Regions from separate parts of the Mus musculus genome. Here region 2 is linked to region 1. The links are chromatin loops, found by intact Hi-C in ENCODE. Cell type or tissue: heart. All regions are shown on one strand. Links, peaks and the distances in the headings refer to the core of each region. The heading gives the core; the rest is flanking DNA. Region 1 holds the start of Golga3 (golgi autoantigen, golgin subfamily a, 3). Region 2 holds the start of Pgam5 (phosphoglycerate mutase family member 5).

The links. Peaks named below come from ENCODE experiments on the same cell type or tissue, not always from the same donor. Only the 100,000 strongest peaks of a DNase experiment are listed, where the experiment ranks them.
Region 2: it touches region 1 in a loop (2.3-fold over the local background); 2 of 42 quality-filtered maps call a loop at or near these places.

What each region holds. Positions count from the first base shown.
Region 1 is chr5:110,172,409-110,180,740 of GRCm38, reverse strand. It overlaps Golga3 (golgi autoantigen, golgin subfamily a, 3), which reads right to left and starts at 3,884. Exons shown (of 24, transcript NM_001347389.2): 1 at 3,819-3,884. Gm15787 (predicted gene 15787) reads left to right here and starts at 4,237. Exons shown (of 3, transcript NR_040431.1): 1 at 4,237-4,424. In heart, for the core only: no CTCF peak of the experiment used is centred there; DNase peaks (open chromatin) are centred at 3,840 and 4,170; H3K4me3 peaks cover 2,160 bases; H3K27ac peaks cover 1,267 bases.
Region 2 is chr5:110,265,571-110,273,902 of GRCm38, reverse strand. Pgam5 (phosphoglycerate mutase family member 5) reads left to right here and starts at 4,004. Exons shown (of 6, transcript NM_001163538.1): 1 at 4,004-4,251; 2 at 6,638-6,816; 3 at 7,867-7,992; 4 at 8,075-8,163; 5 at 8,258-8,332. The coding sequence starts at 4,064. In heart, for the core only: a CTCF peak has its summit at 3,923 (motif pointing right); a DNase peak (open chromatin) is centred at 4,032; H3K4me3 peaks cover 1,754 bases; H3K27ac peaks cover 925 bases.

The DNA.
Region 1 (8,332 bases), core at 69-8,068:
AGTTATTAACACTGAAGTGTACTGATGGTATTGCTAACTTATCTCCTTATCAAATGGTCAGACTTAAATATAACCTTCCAAGCACACTGTAGGAATAGTGTTATCTATGCTATTTTTCAGAATAAGCTCCATATTATTCTTTCTGTTCTATGCTTAACATGTTTCATGGCAAAATAACCCACATCCTGAGCTTATAAGTCATGCTGAAGCTGGGTGCAGTGGAACATGCTTTTAATTCTAGCACTCAGGAAACAGAGTCAGGTGGATCTCAGAGTCTGAAGCCAATCTCACCTACACAGTGAGTTACAAGCAAGCCTAGGCTACAAAGACCCTGACTCAAAAAAAAAAAAAAAAAAGAACCAAAACCCTCACAACGAGAAATTAGAGGTGAGAAGCCTGAGGAGCCTGAGAGGATGGTGCTCACTAGCAAGGGGTGATGCTGACTCTTTAGGAGGGCTAGCACGCTGACACCTGTCACTGCAGACACATGGCCTCTGACTCCATCTGTCCTCTGTGACTGATGATTACCTATGAATGAAGGAACTCACCAAGAATAAATTCAGCTTAGCCTATCAACTTAGCCAATGACTTACAGGTCTAGTATAGGATAAACACAAAAGGTGTGCAGGCAAAGAGTCCCAGAGATAATGTGCCTTAGAGGCAGTGCCAATGCACATAACTTAGACTGTTATGAGACAAACATTAGCCAAGAATACTCAAGTTCCACTGATTTAAATTTGCTGACAAATGCATCAGGTTGTTAGAAGCTAGAGACCACGGCATATTCGCCTCTTAATTCCCCTTACTCTGAGTTTGTGCTGAGCAAGACATCTGATTCCTAAGCAGTCCTTCCTCCTTTCAGAGATGGATGGAATGGTACAGCCCTCCAGAACAGAGGACTCCCCAGCTACAACTGCCTCTGCTTAATTCACCCAGATGGCTCCTGATCACAATCAGCTAGCTCCTCCTGAAGTCAATCTACAGATGAAATTTCTGGACTGTGCCAGGAGTTAGGCTTCTGACAGCAGTCCTTCCTGAACTGCAGTAAACTGGCATTTACTGTCTAACCTCAGTCTTCTTTGAATTTGGGTAGGCATGATTCAACCATACAGGGTCTCATTACCTCAGTCTGCTGACAAAGGCAAATTTCTAGACACCAAGGAAGATGAGACAGCTAGCATGGGGGTGTGGACACACACACACCCTGTTTTTGGTAATACACACCACATTTGTGATTTTTTTTTTAAAACAGATCATTTTCATTATTGTTATCTTTTTCTTTTGTTTGGTCAATTTGGCTCTGTTTGTGTGTATGCATTTGCACATCTTTAGGTGCCATTCATGTTGTTTTTCAAGACAGTAGCTTTCTGACCTGGAATTCATCACTAGGAATACGCTGGCTGGCCAGTAAGCCCCAGAGATCTGAGTGTTTTCACCTCCCCAGTGTTGAAGTTACAAGTGTACACTATCATGCCTCACTTTCTTACATGAGCTTTGGCGAATGATCAAAATCAAGTCTCACAAGCACTTTTGTGACTGAGCCATCTCTGCCAGCTCAATCTGTTTGTTTTGGGTTGGGATTTAAGGCTCAATATATGGCCCAGGATAGTCTCCAACTCATGGTGACTCTCCTGCTTCCACCTCTGAATGCTAGCCTTATAGTCATGTACCACTTCACGCAGTTTATAGTTTTATTTTTAACCATTTTTCCTCCCATTTCTGGATGGCAAAGCAAAGCTATCACTGAGGAATTCCCAAGATATACCTAACTTTAGCAGTTCACCCAGATTTTGCATTAAGAGACCATCTAAGGTGCAACAGGCTTCCAGCTTTCCCAGCAGTTCACAAACAGGATCCACAAACAACAGCTACCCCATTACTGAGGTTATCATCAACTAGACAGGACGCACAGGCAAAGATAAAACAGGGCTGGCTTCCTGAAGATGTCTGGTTGGTGCTGCACTATTGAACAACAGCAAACAGCATTCTATGTAAGTGAAAACCAAAGGCCAGCCTCAGGTACAGCAAGGACATAATTCACATGCTTTGAGTTAAACACGTTTGCCTCAAATCCTGTTTTTCCATTTGGCTGTAAGACCTTGTTAGGTAGATTTCTGAGCCACTCTTAGCTTATTTCCTCATCAATAAAAACACAGAGAAAATAAAGCCGGGCATGGTGGATCACGCCTTTAATCCCAGCACTCGGGAGGCAGAGGCAGGTGGATTTCTGAGTTCGAGGCCAGCCTGGTCTACAGAGTGAGTTCCAGGACAGCCAGGGCTATACAGAGAAACCCTGTCTCGAAAAACAAAACAAAACAAAACACAGAGAAAATAAATACAAAAATTTTGCTAGGATTGACTACAATAAGATATAGGGTCTCTGCTAAACAAGTGTAATTAATTCTCCTTTCAACAGCTGTTGAAAGAGCCAAATTGCAGTTATATTCTCACTTGAGAGAGAAAAAAAAAAAACACTACTTAAAGCAATTGGCCAAAACCCAGCTATTTTTAAATCTGAGCAACTTTCATTTCTTCTGTTTCCTTTCTTTTATAAGAAATAGGGAAGAAACAAGATTTTCCAGATTTGTGTCTGTGTTCATACGCACAGTTGTGTGGAGGGCAGAGGACAACTGAAGAGTGGATGCTTTCCTTCCACCACAGGGCTCCCAGGGAACTCAGGTCATCAGACTCTATAACATTCAACCACTCAGAAGTCTTTCCGATCTGCTTTTGGATTTTTTAGACAGAATATTGCTATGTAGCATGGGCCTCAAGCTGGCTGAGGTCTTCCTGTCTTGACTTCCCAAGAGCTGGTATAACAGACATGTGCCACCCTATCCAGGCTTTTCCTTTTCTTTCCATTCAAGGTACACTGTATCTGAGTCATTAACGGACTATAAAAGTCAGGCGGCATTTGTAAATGGTTTACAGTGTCCTACTGACAATAAAATACAAACTTCTTAGCCTCGACCGGAGACCACTTTAATTGGGTTCCTACTTATGTCTGTACCCCTCACATGCTGTGTCTTTTTTCATTATCTGGCTATATCATGCATCCAGAAGTACAACTGACTCTCCATAGGGTCTCTACACTTCTTGTTCACTTTTCTTGAGACATTCCTCTCAATAATTTTGCACAAACGATTCTTGTCATGGAGGCCTGTCTTGACTCAAAGGTAAACTCTTCCGAAGGTTGCACAAACCTAATCCTCTCAACTGTTTTGAGTTGTCAGTATACCTCCACCAGAAAGTGATGAAAACAGAGACCAAAACACTACTGTATCCTGGGACCTTTTACAAACAGGGCCTCTTTTTCTATAAACATTCAGTAAGCGCCCGTGGGAAGGTGGTAAGCTGTTCGCCTAGCTCTCTCTGGTCACTGACTCCACTGACCATGTTCAGCAAACACCTCTGAGCACCAGAATCAAAACAACCTAAGTCCCCCACGCACTGTACGACTTGCCACCATGTCACGTTCGTCATCAACTGCAAAAGGAGCAGACTTCAAACACGCTGACCCAACCAAGCAGCAGTAGCAACGCTCTCAGGGCAGACCGCATTCCGTGGGTGCAGAAGCAGTCTCTGCATTTACTGACAACCCAGCTGCGAGGCAGGTTTCCAACCCCACGGAGTAAAAGCAAAAACTGACTTGAGCTGACCGCGGCTGACCCAAAGTCTGCGCGACCCTCACCGGACTCTGCATCCGCCTTGCCCCTGTACGCCTCTCTGGGCGCGGCCAGGGTTGCCCCAACAGTTCCTCCACGGTCCTCTGCCACAAGGTCCCGACCCTCCTCAGTAATAGCCCCCAAAACCCTCACCGGTTCCGGCCCAACCCTGCGGCTCCGGTAGGACGTGGCTGTGCAAGGGGCGGGGCGCAACAGGGTACCAGTCTCGGGCAACCCCCCGGAAACAAACGGTCCGCGAGGTCTTCGTTCCGGAAGAGAGGCTGCCCTCAGCGGCCAGTAGCCACTTTCAAATTGGGGTTGGTATGGATCTCCGGACAGATTGAGATATCCTTCAGAAAGTGGACTTAAAATTTTGTGTGCCTTCCCTTCAGAGGAACAACTTCCAGCCTAAGAGACGAAATCAGGACAACCCTCCCCCCCCCCCCAAAAAAAGAAAAACGCTTCCGGTGGTAGTGACGTTGGACTCGCCACGCTCCCGCCCCTCGCGGCCTTCTGACTGGTGGGTATGACGATCCACGTGGCCACGCCCCCGGGGCGTGGCTTCCCCGCCAGACACCGCCTCCACCACAGTTCTGACAACTTGTTCCTAAGTGTTTGTCAGTCTTGTTTGTATTATTGCCAGTGTTATACATGGCCGGACACTGCGCCACGCGACTGCATTGCCAGCCACGAGGAAGTCTGACAAGTATCACAAGCTCGAGGACTGACTGGACTATAAAGTGGGACTTGTCTTAAAAGGTAAAAAGACGTCTGCGGTGTAGTTCAGAACTCTTGGGTTCAGTCTCTAGTATGTGAAGATAGGAAAGGAGAGGAAGTTCTCACAACACAATATTAAACTATTGCCACTGCTACATGGGGAAAATGCTAAGTATACATTTTGTTTTCAGTGCTCGAGATTGTATCCTGGGCCTTGAACATGTCTAGTAACCTCCCCACCTCCAAGCTACATTTCCAACCCCAAATAAAAATGACCAAAGCTTTACAAAGATATAATTTACATGCTGTAAAGTTTGCTCCTGTTTACGATTTTATCATTATTTCTGTTTCTGAGTGTCCTTGCCTGTACATTTCATACCAATAGGGTTCATATACTGTATAGCTTTGAGTTCTTTTTCAAATTGTATCCATGTTGTACATCTTTTAGTGCTTCGTTCTTATTGCTAATATCCTATTGTTTGGATATTTCCCTTTTGTTTCTGCTCATCAGTCAATGAACAAATTTGAAGGGTCTTGAGGTAGACAAAAGGACTGACAGGGTCCCAGCTTTATATGTCCAGGGGTTGATGGGGGAACCTGCTGTATCTACTGAGGACTGTTGTGTGCCAAGGACTTTGCCAGATGCTGTCTGCTTTCAGGAAACTTACTTCTTGGAGGGAAATAGTAAAAAACAGACATACAAGAGAGTAGATGATGTCAGAGCTGAATAAAGAGACAGGTGGGTAGACATTCTGCAATCTTATGGATTATTGAGAAAGGACCTCTCTGAACCTGGTGAGTGGCTCAGCAAGCAAGGTCACTTGCAGCATAAGACTGGCAATTTGAAGCTTATATAGTGGTGGAAGAAGTGAACCAACTCTACAAGTTGGCCTCTAATCTCAACGTGTGCACTTTAATACACTCACCATATATATTTACACATATCACATACATACACAATAATAATTTTTTAAAAAAAATGTAGAGACATCTCATCAATCTGAGTCAATTTCTAAAGAAAACATAGCTGTGGAAAGATGCTTCAAACCTGCCCGAGAGGTTTGAGCATGATGAAGATCTAGGAGAGTGTTAAATACGAGTAGCACGAGGAGGGGAGATCGGTGTGAGCCTAGAGAATGGCCACATAGGGTCTGTGACAATGGAAAGGCAGATCTTTCAAAGATGTCAAAGGCTACAGTGATCAGAGTTAAGTACTGGCTCAGGCACAAACTCTGGCTGTGGGAACAGAGCTCATTCTTGTCACGTAGAATGCAGTTGCTCTTCGAGAGAAGAAGGATGATGCCTGGGTTTTGACCCGAGTCACAAGGTCATAAAATTTTCTGAGATGCTGAAGACCATGAAGGCGGGCTTTCATGGTATGTGTGGGTGGTGTGACAGCATCTACTTTGGAGTTTCAAGAAACTTTGAGATGTCAGAAAGACAAGTCATACACTATCCAGTCACAGGCATAAGGATATTGCATACTTCAGGGAGCTTCTGGAGTCTGTTACTCTCAGAGAGGACAATCTTTTGTGCAGTGTACGGAAGCTTCACCTGTCAATAAAAGATTGATAGCCTATGAGCTTAGGCAGGAAATAGGGAGGTGGAAGTTCCTGTAAAGAGAGAGGATCTGGAAGAGAGTCTAAGGCTTGGGAGAAATTTTCCTGGAACTCTTGATGATTGTCTCATGAACCCTGAGGAGAGATAAACAAGCCATGTCACAGGACTTGGAATAGAACAAATGGGTTAAGTTATGAGTTAGTTGGGGAACAGGTCCAAGCTTTTGGTCTAGGCATTTATTCATATATAACTCAGTCTCAGTTGTGATTTTGGGGAACTTGAGCGCCGGGTGAAAAGGCCCGTGGTAACAGTAGACTAGGAAGTGTTTTAAGTCCCAGTGTTTATTCCCTTTGACTTTAATATAAGCTACGGGGCTATATGTTCTGTGACATTTACACTAATGTCTGTTTAATGGTCCAAAGTGCTCAGGAGCAGGAGGTAGTCCTGCTATAGATCACCTGAGCTTACTTCATGTGGCTAAGTATATCTGTTGAGTCTGTAAGACTGGCCTCTCCTACTTTATGGGCCTAGCTTGAGGAATTCTCATTTCTTGAGGAGAAACCCAGCCCATTTATACAGCCCTGACAGTGTATAAACATTAACTGGTGTGCATACAAAATTTGAGGGGAGCCAGAGAAAAGACGAAGCCAGAGAACCCTCAGGGGTTCCTCCATCAACCCCCACTTGGAGTTGGGTCCACACTGGACTTCTGTGGTTTTTTGTTTTGTTTTGTTTGTTTTTTGATTTTTCGAGACAAGGTTTCTCTGTGTAGCCCTGGCTGTCCTGGAACTCACTTTGTAGACCAGGCTGGCCTCGAACTCAGAAATTCGCCTGCCTCTGCCTCCGGAGGGCTGGGACTAAAGGCATGCGCCACCACGCCCGGCTGGTGTTCTTTTTACTAAGTTTCAGTTTCCTACTTCTGAGCTTCTGGTGGCAACTTTATGGGTCTGTTACCTGGGCCCCACTAGAGCCATGTGAGGCCATCCTGGTTACCACTCTCTCTTAGGCTGCCAGACCAACGCAGGGTAAGCTGTCAGCAGGGTCCCCTCAACTAGCAGAAACCCACTTTGAACTCCCAGCTACACCTCTGAGTTAGCTGTCTTTGAGACAAACACCAGTTCCAGGGTAGGGAAGCCTGCTACAATACTGGTCTGACCATTCCCTATCACCCCTCACCTACAGTATCAAGTAACTAAGATGAGTAAGACTGAAGATTGAATCAGCGTTTTGTAATTGGAAGTAGGGGCTCCTTTGTTTTAAGCCAGTTTTCTCAGTTGTCATTGGGTGTCTGGCCTAATGAAGTTGTACTGGGGGCAGCCTGGTTCCTTGAGCACCCCCATGACCCTTTTCTGGCTTGTGCTTGGAATCGTACAGGGGCAGGAAGGGGTCCTTCTGATAGCAAAAGGAATGACACAACAACTGGCAAGGCAGAGATGCAGGCCAAGCTGACCACAAGGATCAAGAGCTACAGAGAAAACAGGCTGTGTCAATTCTGTGAGGAACCCTGCACACCCTACAGGTGATAACAGGCAGCAAGGCAACTCCAGATTATTGGCTTTTTTGGGCAGAGTGGTTCAACTTCATTATCGGCTTGACTGGATTTGAGGTCACCTAGGAGACACAGGTCTGGGTGTGTCTGAGGTTGTTTAACTGAGGAGAACAACCCAAAGTGTAGGCTGCACCACCCCTGGGCTGGATCCTCAACAGGAACAGAATACAGAGAAGGGGGAGCCACAGCGTTCATTTCTCTCTGCTTTCTGACTGCAGAGTCAATGTGACGGGTCACTTGCAGCTTCACATGCCTTTCCCACAACCATGGACTAAACTTTCCAACTAGAAACCAAAATAAGCCCTTTCTTATCTCACATACCAACAAGTCACTAATGGGGAATCTAGAGAAAGGAAGCTATAAAGAACTGCCTGGGTCCCACAAACCTGCTCAAATTCTACCCAGGAATGTTCGCCAGGGCTCAAAGCTCCCTTATGCTAGAGCCGGACATGTTCTTTCTGCCATGTGTTCATCAGAAATTCTGTGGAATCCCTTCAGCCCCTCTGAGGTGACTCTTGGACATTATGCTTTTTTCTTTCTTTCTTTCTTTCTTTCTTTCTTTCTTTCTTTCTTTCTTTCTTTCTTTCTTTCTTTCTTTCTTTCTTTCTTTTTTTTTGAGACAGGGTTTCTCTGTGTAGCTCTGGCTGTCCTGGAACTCACTCTGTAGACCAGGCTGGCCTCAAAGACATTATGCTTTCTTTTTTTTTTTTTTTTTTTTTGGTTTTCCGAGACAGGGTTTCTCTATGTAGTCCTGGCTGTCCTGGAACTCACTTTGTATTATAGACCAGGCTGGCCTCGAACTCAGAAATCCGCCTGCCTCTGCCTCCGGAGTGCTGGGAAT
Region 2 (8,332 bases), core at 316-8,315, 93 kb before region 1:
CAAAGTGTATCTATACCATGTTGTGTTTATTCCTATGTTGGAAGACCCCTGCATCATTTTTTTTCAAAACAGGGTTTCTCTGTTTAGCCCTGGCTGTCCTGGAACTCACTCTGTAGACCAGGCTGGCCTCGAACTCAGAAATCCGCCTGCCTCTGCCTCCCAAGTGCTGGGGTTAAAGGTGTGCGCCACCACCACCCGGCTCTCTACATCATTTTTAAGAGTTGGTCATTCAGATGCTGGTGTGGATATGGGTGTGTAGACATTGTTCCTATACTGGCCCTCAGCTTAGGACACTGACGAAAATAACCGAGCCCATGATTGATACCAGTTACACAATTTACAACATAGCCCTAGCTTGACACATTCTAGTCTGTCCACCTTGCCTGCTTGTGATAGAGATCTGGATCCCATACACAGGTCTGGAGACCAGCAGCTGCAGTCCTAACTGCTTGGGACATGGAGGTAGGAGGATAGCTGGAGCTTAGGTGCTCAGGGCCAGCCTGGGAAATGCAGTAAAACTCCCATCGTTAGACACCCCCTGACCCCCCACCCCCAGTTCTAGAGATCAGCCATGATAACATTTGCTGAGGGATTTCTTTGCTAGCAATTTTCCAAGTCCTTTGTGAGTCAGCAGCACTTGATGCTATAACAATGCTGTTCTTTGCATTTCACGAATGCGGAACCAAATTCAGGTGTCCAGGTGTAGTCTCTGATGTCTATTTTTTTTTTCTTTTCACGTTGTTGGGTTTGAAAACACTAGTACACTTTACCACCATAGCATGTGGCCTCAAAATGTCAGTGATAGGCCAGTATGGTGAGGTCACTAAAGTATATACAGGTGTTTGTTGGTTGGTTGGTTGGTTGGTTGAGCCATGGTATCAGGTAACCAGGACTACCTGGCTGGCCTTGAACTCATTGTGTAGTTAACAGTAACCTGGAATTTTTATAAAGTCTTACATTGGAATTTTAATTTTTTTGAGTAAAGTTTTCACTAGGCAATCCTGCCCGGCCTAGAATTTGCTGTGTAGATTAGGGTGGCCTTGAATTCACAGAGATCCCCCTGCCTTTGACCCAAGAGTATGTGCATTAAAGGAGTATGTCATCATGGTCAGCCATATCCTGCGTCTTCGTCTTCCTCTAAAGTCCTGGACTTACAAGCATGTCTTTACCATGTCTGTCTTCTTTGCTTTAAAGTGGTGTGAATTCATATTTCTGGCATATCCCAGCCCACATCATTTAGCTCATTTCCTACATATTGGTTGACACAACTACGTATAGAGAAAGTCAGAATGTACTTTTCTAGTCTCCTCCACTCAGACATTATCATTGTGTTTACAAGTGGTTATATGAACGGGGAGCTGTTCTGGTAGGTAAGCCGATAATCTTTCCCTCATATTTAGCTCTAGATACTATGGCCAACAGTTCCTTTATTTTTAAAAGATTTCACTTATTTTTGTTTTATGTCTGCTTGAGATTATGTCTGTATACCATGTGTGTCCACTGCCCTTAGAGGCCAGAAGAGGGTTTTGGATCACCTGGAACTGGAGTCACAGACTGGTGCTGGAAATAAACTTGAGACCTCTGGAAGAGCAGCCAGTGCTCTTAACCACCTCTCTATTCTCCCCCAAGTCACCCTCTCTTTTTTGAGACAGGGTCTTATGTATTCCAGGCTAGTCTTGAACTCCAAGGATGCCCTTGAACTTGTGAATCTCCTATTTTCACTTCTCATTTGTTGGGATTACAGATGTGCTCCACTATACCTGATTTAGGCAATACTGAGGATGGGATTCAGGGCTTTGCATAAGCTAAACAAGCTCCCTACCGAATGACCTGTGTACCCAGTCTACCAATATCTATATATAAACCCATAAAGTGGTCCTTACAACTGCACTGTCACACGGTGTCACAATTCTGCATGTACCTCCCGCTTATTCTGTCCATTACGCCTTTTCCCTTACTTTGCAGTGATAAAGAGGAGTGCAGAAACAGAAGCAGTTTCCTGAGATGAAGCAACACATTTATTTGTTTACAAATTTAATGCTCAAAATAGCCACGTAAGCCAGGCTTGGTGGCAAGGGCCTTTCCCCCATCACTCAGGGGACAGAGGCAGGTGGATCTCTATGAGTTTGAGGCCAGTCTGGTCTATACAGCATGCCCCAAGGCATCCAAGTCTACACAGTATGATGGGACCCCCATCTCAGAGGAAGGAAAAAGAAAAAGAAAGAAAGACACAGAAAAGGACACCTAGTTCCAAGAGGACAGACTGTGGGAGTCCAAATAATTTAAGGTACCTAGAATACAAATCAGGGAGACCTACATCCCTGTGGGACAAAGAGGCAGTAAGGAAGCACTGTTAAAGAAGAACTATTCTGTAGCTGGGCGTGGTGTCGCACACCATTGATCCCAGCACTCGGGAGGCAGAGGCAGGCGGATTTCTGAGTTCAAGGCCAGCCTGGTCTACAAAGTGAGTTCCAGGACAGCCAGGGCTACACAGAGAAACCCTGTCTCAAAAAAACAAAACAAAATAAAATAAAAAAAAAAGAACTATACTGTAATTTTGTTACAGATTTTTGTTACACACACCCTATTGATGCTTCCTGTGAAAGATTAAAGCATCTAACAGGTCCTGCTCTGGTGCCTGGCTGAGGTCCTGTCAGGAAAGCAGCCTCTTAAGGACAACTAGCCACACTGCCCTCCTGGCAGCCAGTTTAGATATTGGGGCTCACTGGGCAGACACCTCTGCAGTCATATGGGCCACCAGAACCTCCGTGGAAGACTTGCTCCAGTCATGATCTGTCCAGACAGCCTCCACCGACACTGAGCAAGACAGCATGGTAGTGAACTCTGATGACCTTGCAATCGTCTCATCCAGGCCAGGGGGAGGCTCTCCCTTGGTGGCTCTGCAGAAAACCTGCGATTGATTCAAACGTGCATGAAGGACTGCCAGGATTGGGGCTAAGACCCTTGCCATAACACCCTTTTCTCTTTATATATAAGCCGACTGAAACTCACGTTTCAGTCAGTGTGAAATACAGCCTCTGTATCCTTTTTTTTTTTGGTATGTCAGGCCTTAGAGGGTTTTTGTAAAAAAAATTTAATTTATTTTTATCAATAGTAGGGTAGGCTGAGCTAGGAACACCAAAAGGCTGAGGCTAGAGAGAATAGAGAGCTGAGGTGAAAGAAGGCTGTGGAAAAAACAGATCCTGTTGCTAAGACTTTTAGGGAGCTGTCTAGCCAAAGGACCGCCTTAGCCATTGTGGAAGGCCAAGGGTTCTGAGAATGTCTGAGGTTAGAGGTTCATTCAGGAGCAGTAATATTACCAAATGCCTGCTGCTGTTCATTGTTGCTCAAAGATGAAAATTATAACAGCTGCCAAGTGCTGGGCCGCTTGGTAGTTAAAGCCCAAGCCTGGAGCTGTAAGTCCGTGGGCCTGCCAGTCTAGTCCCTAGGCCTTGGGTACAATGGCCCTGGAAGAGCAGGTGGACACCTTTCCTACACAGAAGGACCCGGTCAATTGGTCAAAAGCAACTAGAGCGGTAAAACTTGGAGGCGCGATGGTAGGTGCCAGGGACTAGGGGTGGGGAATGGAGGGTTGATAGTTGAATGAAGAAGGTTCTTAGGGAAAAAAATGGAAAGAATTCAGGAGGTGAAAGTTGAGAGTATGCATACACTTAAAGATTACAAATGAAAACATAAAAACTTCAAATTGAAGTGCCAAACTTGAGGTTTTTCAATTCATATAAACCCAGTGCCTGCAGGCAGATTTCTGAGTTCGAGGCCAGCCTGGTCTACAGAGTGAGTTCCAGGACAGCCAGGGCTACACTGAGAAACCCTGTCTCGAAAAACCAAAAAAATAAAATAAAATAAATAAATAAACCCCAGTGCCTGATTTCCACCCACTAAAGGGCAGGCATCTGCGCCTGCTACCCTGCGACCACCGGCAGGTGGCGCCCTGGGCCGCGTTTCCTGATTCGTCGGGGGGGGGGGAAGGGGCGGGACTTCCACCAGCCGGAAGCGGAAGTCTGCTCCTGGCGTCCCGCCGTCAGGTCGCGCGATTTGCGGCATGGCTTTCCGGCAGGCGCTTCAGCTGGCGGCCTGTGGTCTGGCCGGTGGCTCGGCCGCTGTTCTCTTCTCGGCGGTCGCGGTAGGGAAGCCGCGAGGTGGCGGGGATGCAGACACGCGCGCGACCGAGCCGCCGGCCTGGACAGGAGCGCGAGCCGGGCGCGGCGTCTGGGACACCAACTGGGACAGGTGCGGGGACGGGAGGTTTGGGCTCGGCCCTGCTTCCTCACCTCCATCCCGGGATGGCGGAGATCGGTGCTCTGAAGGGAAGGGGACGCTGCGTGCTAGTGGGTCTTGAGTTTGTGTGAATCGGTGGCAGTGCCTGGATGGCGCACCTCCCGAAGGTCTTCGCGCCTGGGCCACCCGTCTCTCTGAGGGACCTCTAACCGCCCGGACCCCATACTCGAAGAGTCCTTGTTCAGAGACAGTGCACCAGGTCTTTGTCCCAGGACCACCATCCTCTGTGGGCCTGAAATTCCAAAGGATTAAGTCTTACTCAGAGTCAGGGTCTTGATAGACAGCCAGGTTTGCCTCACAAATTCTCCTCCTGCAGCTTGGGGAAGATTGGGACTGCAAGCATGCTATCCCTTCAGAGGCCAGAGAACCCGTGCGTGAAGTAGAGCCAAGGGTTGGGTTACCCATGGAAGCCGGGTACAGTGGCATGTATAGCGAGTGGCATGCAGCTTTAATCCCAGCACTGGGAGTCAGAGGCAGGCAGAACTCTGAATTCTGGGCTATATAGAAACACCTTGTCTCAAAAAAAAAAAAAAAAAAAAAAGAAAGAAAGAAAAAAGAAATGACCTGATTTTAAATGTTTCATATTTGCTTGCTGTGTCTGCTTACGTGGATGGATTGGTACAGTGGCCTTGTTAGGTGGGGAAGGATGCATGACAGATGGATCAACAAGTGCCGGAAGGGACTAAAAGGGGCATATCCACTTGGTTTCTTTCTGGTATGCCTTCCTCTCTGACAGTCGTCTCCAAATTTTGTCTGGTCCAGCCCCACACACGGCCCTGTAGCTGCAGCAAGACTTTGGCCTGGTCTGTATATGGGACTAACACCCCAGGTTAGCCTGCTCAGATCATGCTTGAGCCGCCACCACCACCCTTTCCAGACCTTCCTCTTCCACCATTGTGTTAATTTGGGCAGCTCTGACTTGTCCTATTCCTGCCTCCTACATTTAACTGAGTAGCTTCAGTTTCTTCGGCTCCTACGTCCACTCCACTAACTACAGTCCTCAACATTGTGATGGCCACTACCCCAGTGACTGCTCAACACTTAAAGTGTGTTTAGTGTGACTTAGAAAAGAGCTCTATTTTTATTTGATTTAAAATTAATTATAGTAATCCCTCTGTATGGTGGGGGATTGGGTCCATGATCCCTGAACATATCAAACTCTGTGGATGTTCATGATAATGAAGTATTTACAGATAACCTAGGCATCTAGCTTATCCTCCTGTATACTTTAAATCATTCCTAGATTATTTATCACACTCAGTACAATAAAATTGCTACCTAAGTAGTTGTTAAAATATATAGCTTGAGGTTTTAAAAAAAAATCACATACAAAAAGGTCTGTTTAGTTCAGATGCAAACTTTTGAGTATTTTTTGATGCCCGGTTGATTGAATATTGAGTGTGGAATCTTGAGCTACGAAAGACCTAAGTATAGTTAGACTTACTTATTCAACCTGGCCTTTTGTGATCCTTCCGCCTCAGCTTTTCCAGAGTGTGAGGAGTCCAGACTTGTACTGTGAGAAAGCACAGCCAAGGTCCTGTGCCTAGTATTTTTAACTTACGTTAGGGATGTTAGTATATGCTCGCTTGTACTCCTCATACTTGGAAGGCTGAAGTAGAATTGTTGTGACGTCAGCCTGAGCTACACTGAGAGGGCCTGTCTTATCACCAGCAGAAGTAGTAAATGAATGAAACAGCCCCAAGACTATTGGAGTCACACAGACAGTACAGTTCTAGGCTCCGCTGCAGTGCAACTATCCACTCTCACATCTCTTGACACTGCTTGCTTATTTGAGGCATCATTGGGTTTCTCCTTTTTTTTTTTTCCCGTCTCATGTGCACGTGTGTGAGATCACATGTGTGTAGGTCTGTGGGAAAGCCCGGGGTAGTTATGGAAATTGTTTCTCAATCATACTTCTGGATTATTGTTTAAGGCATGGCCTCTCAGTCAAACCGAGAACTTGCAACACAAGTAGTCTGACTAGACAGCTTCTTCTAGGGGTCCCGTCTCCACGTTCTGAGGCTGCAATTATAAGTGGGCCATTATACCTACCCAGTATTTATGTGGCTTCTGGACTCTAGTCTTCCTGCTTGTATAACAAGCACTTTAACCTGTGAGCCATCTCTTCACCCAGCCTGTCTTCACCAGGAACATGAACCTGAGGCTTCATGTTATATGCAGGAATAATATATGTATCAACCAGAGCGAGCCTAGCCTTTTCGGGAAGAGTCTGTGAGGCTAGGCTCTCTGGCCTGGGCTTCTCCCCCAGGCCTTTTCCCAAGCACTGAAAGGTGTCTTGGACAAGAGGTCATAAGATAAGACATACTTTTACAATTAGGCGAGAGCCACTGTCACTCATTAACCTGAAGAAAAGGAATGTGGAATCTGGAGAAGACGAGTTGACATCCAGGCTGGATCACTATAAGGCCAAGGCCACAAGGCACATCTTCCTCATCCGGCATTCCCAGTACCATGTGGATGGCTCCCTGGAGAAGGACCGCACCCTGACACCATTAGGTATGACTCATTGGTTGGTCTTGAAGTTAGTTACAGGCTGAACCAGGGATCTAGGCCTTCTCTCTGCTCCCCCTCCCCCTCCTACCTTTCAGCATGGTGGTGATACAGCCAGACTCTCACTATGTAGTCTGAGTTCCTGATTCCCCTGCCTTGCTTCCCAAGTAGGTGGGAAGGTGAGCATTGTGGTGTGCCGTTCCATTTTAAACAGTTTATTGATAGATGGCATATTTCCCACTTGTATAATACTCAAAAAGAGTTGGATGGTCACAATGTCTCCAGGATTCTCCTCTAGCAGATTGTTTCTCCAACCTGAGGAGTTCTGTGGCTTCTGACCCCTGGGCATAAGCAGGGTATCAGGTCTCCACTGTGGTGTAGGTTACTGTATCCAGCAAAAAACTCATTTTCAAAACAAAAGGAAAATGATTTCTTAGAATGTTTTCAGCTATATGCTAAAGCACATTTAAGGAAAAAGCATTTACTATCACTGTCTCCTTGTGACCCCTGAGAATCAGTTTGTAGTTTGAGGCAGGCCTTGAACTCATGGCAACCCTCCTGCCTCAGCCTCCTGAGTGTTGGGAGTACAAGTCTGTCTGCACCACCAAGCCCAGTTCAGTTTTCATTTTTTTCTTCACTTTGTTGTTATGTTGTATCTATTGTCATGAGGCAGTGGGCTACCATGATGCTGAGACTTGATTTTGTTCTTTCTTTATCAGTATTGGGAATGGAACCCAGGGTTTTGCATGTTAGGCAGTTCTATCAGTGGGCTATATTATATTCCCGAGTGGAACTTGATTTTCAACATAGTTGAATAAAAATAGGATAGGGCAGGCCTACATTCCACTGCTGTCGAGTTTACTCACGTTGCTAACTGAATCTGGTGTATTTTCTCTTGGGGTTGAGGACAACCGATTGTTTCTTTGCTCCCCAGGGCCCTGACCCTGGTTAGGTCTATGAGGATAACATCTTGAGTGACGCTTGATAGCACTTCACTGTTTATGCAGTAAGTGGAGGGTCCTGGTTTATGACATTCACAGGTGTTTTTGCTTCCAGGTCGGGAACAGGCTGAACTCACGGGGCTCCGACTTGCAAGCCTGGGATTAAAGTTTAATAAAATTGTCCATTCCTCTATGACCCGTGCAGTAGAGACCACAGACATCATCAGCAAGCACCTGCCAGGTGAGTGCTGGTTGTCTGCTGTTTGGGGTGTGTAGATTCACTCTTGGGACACCTTGCTGAACAGGGGCCTGCTTTTTTCCAGGTGTCTCCAGAGTCAGCACAGACTTGCTACGGGAAGGTGCCCCCATTGAACCGGATCCACCTGTCTCTCACTGGAAGCCAGAGGCTGTGGTAAAAATGCCATCCCTTGTGCCACTGGATTAGGGCAAGGCCTGCCCTTACCCTTGTCTGCTTCCACACTGACAACTCCTTACTCTGCTCCTAGCAGTATTATGAAGATGGAGCCCGGATTGAAGCTGCCTTCAGGAACTACATCCACCGAGCTGATGCCAGGCAGGAG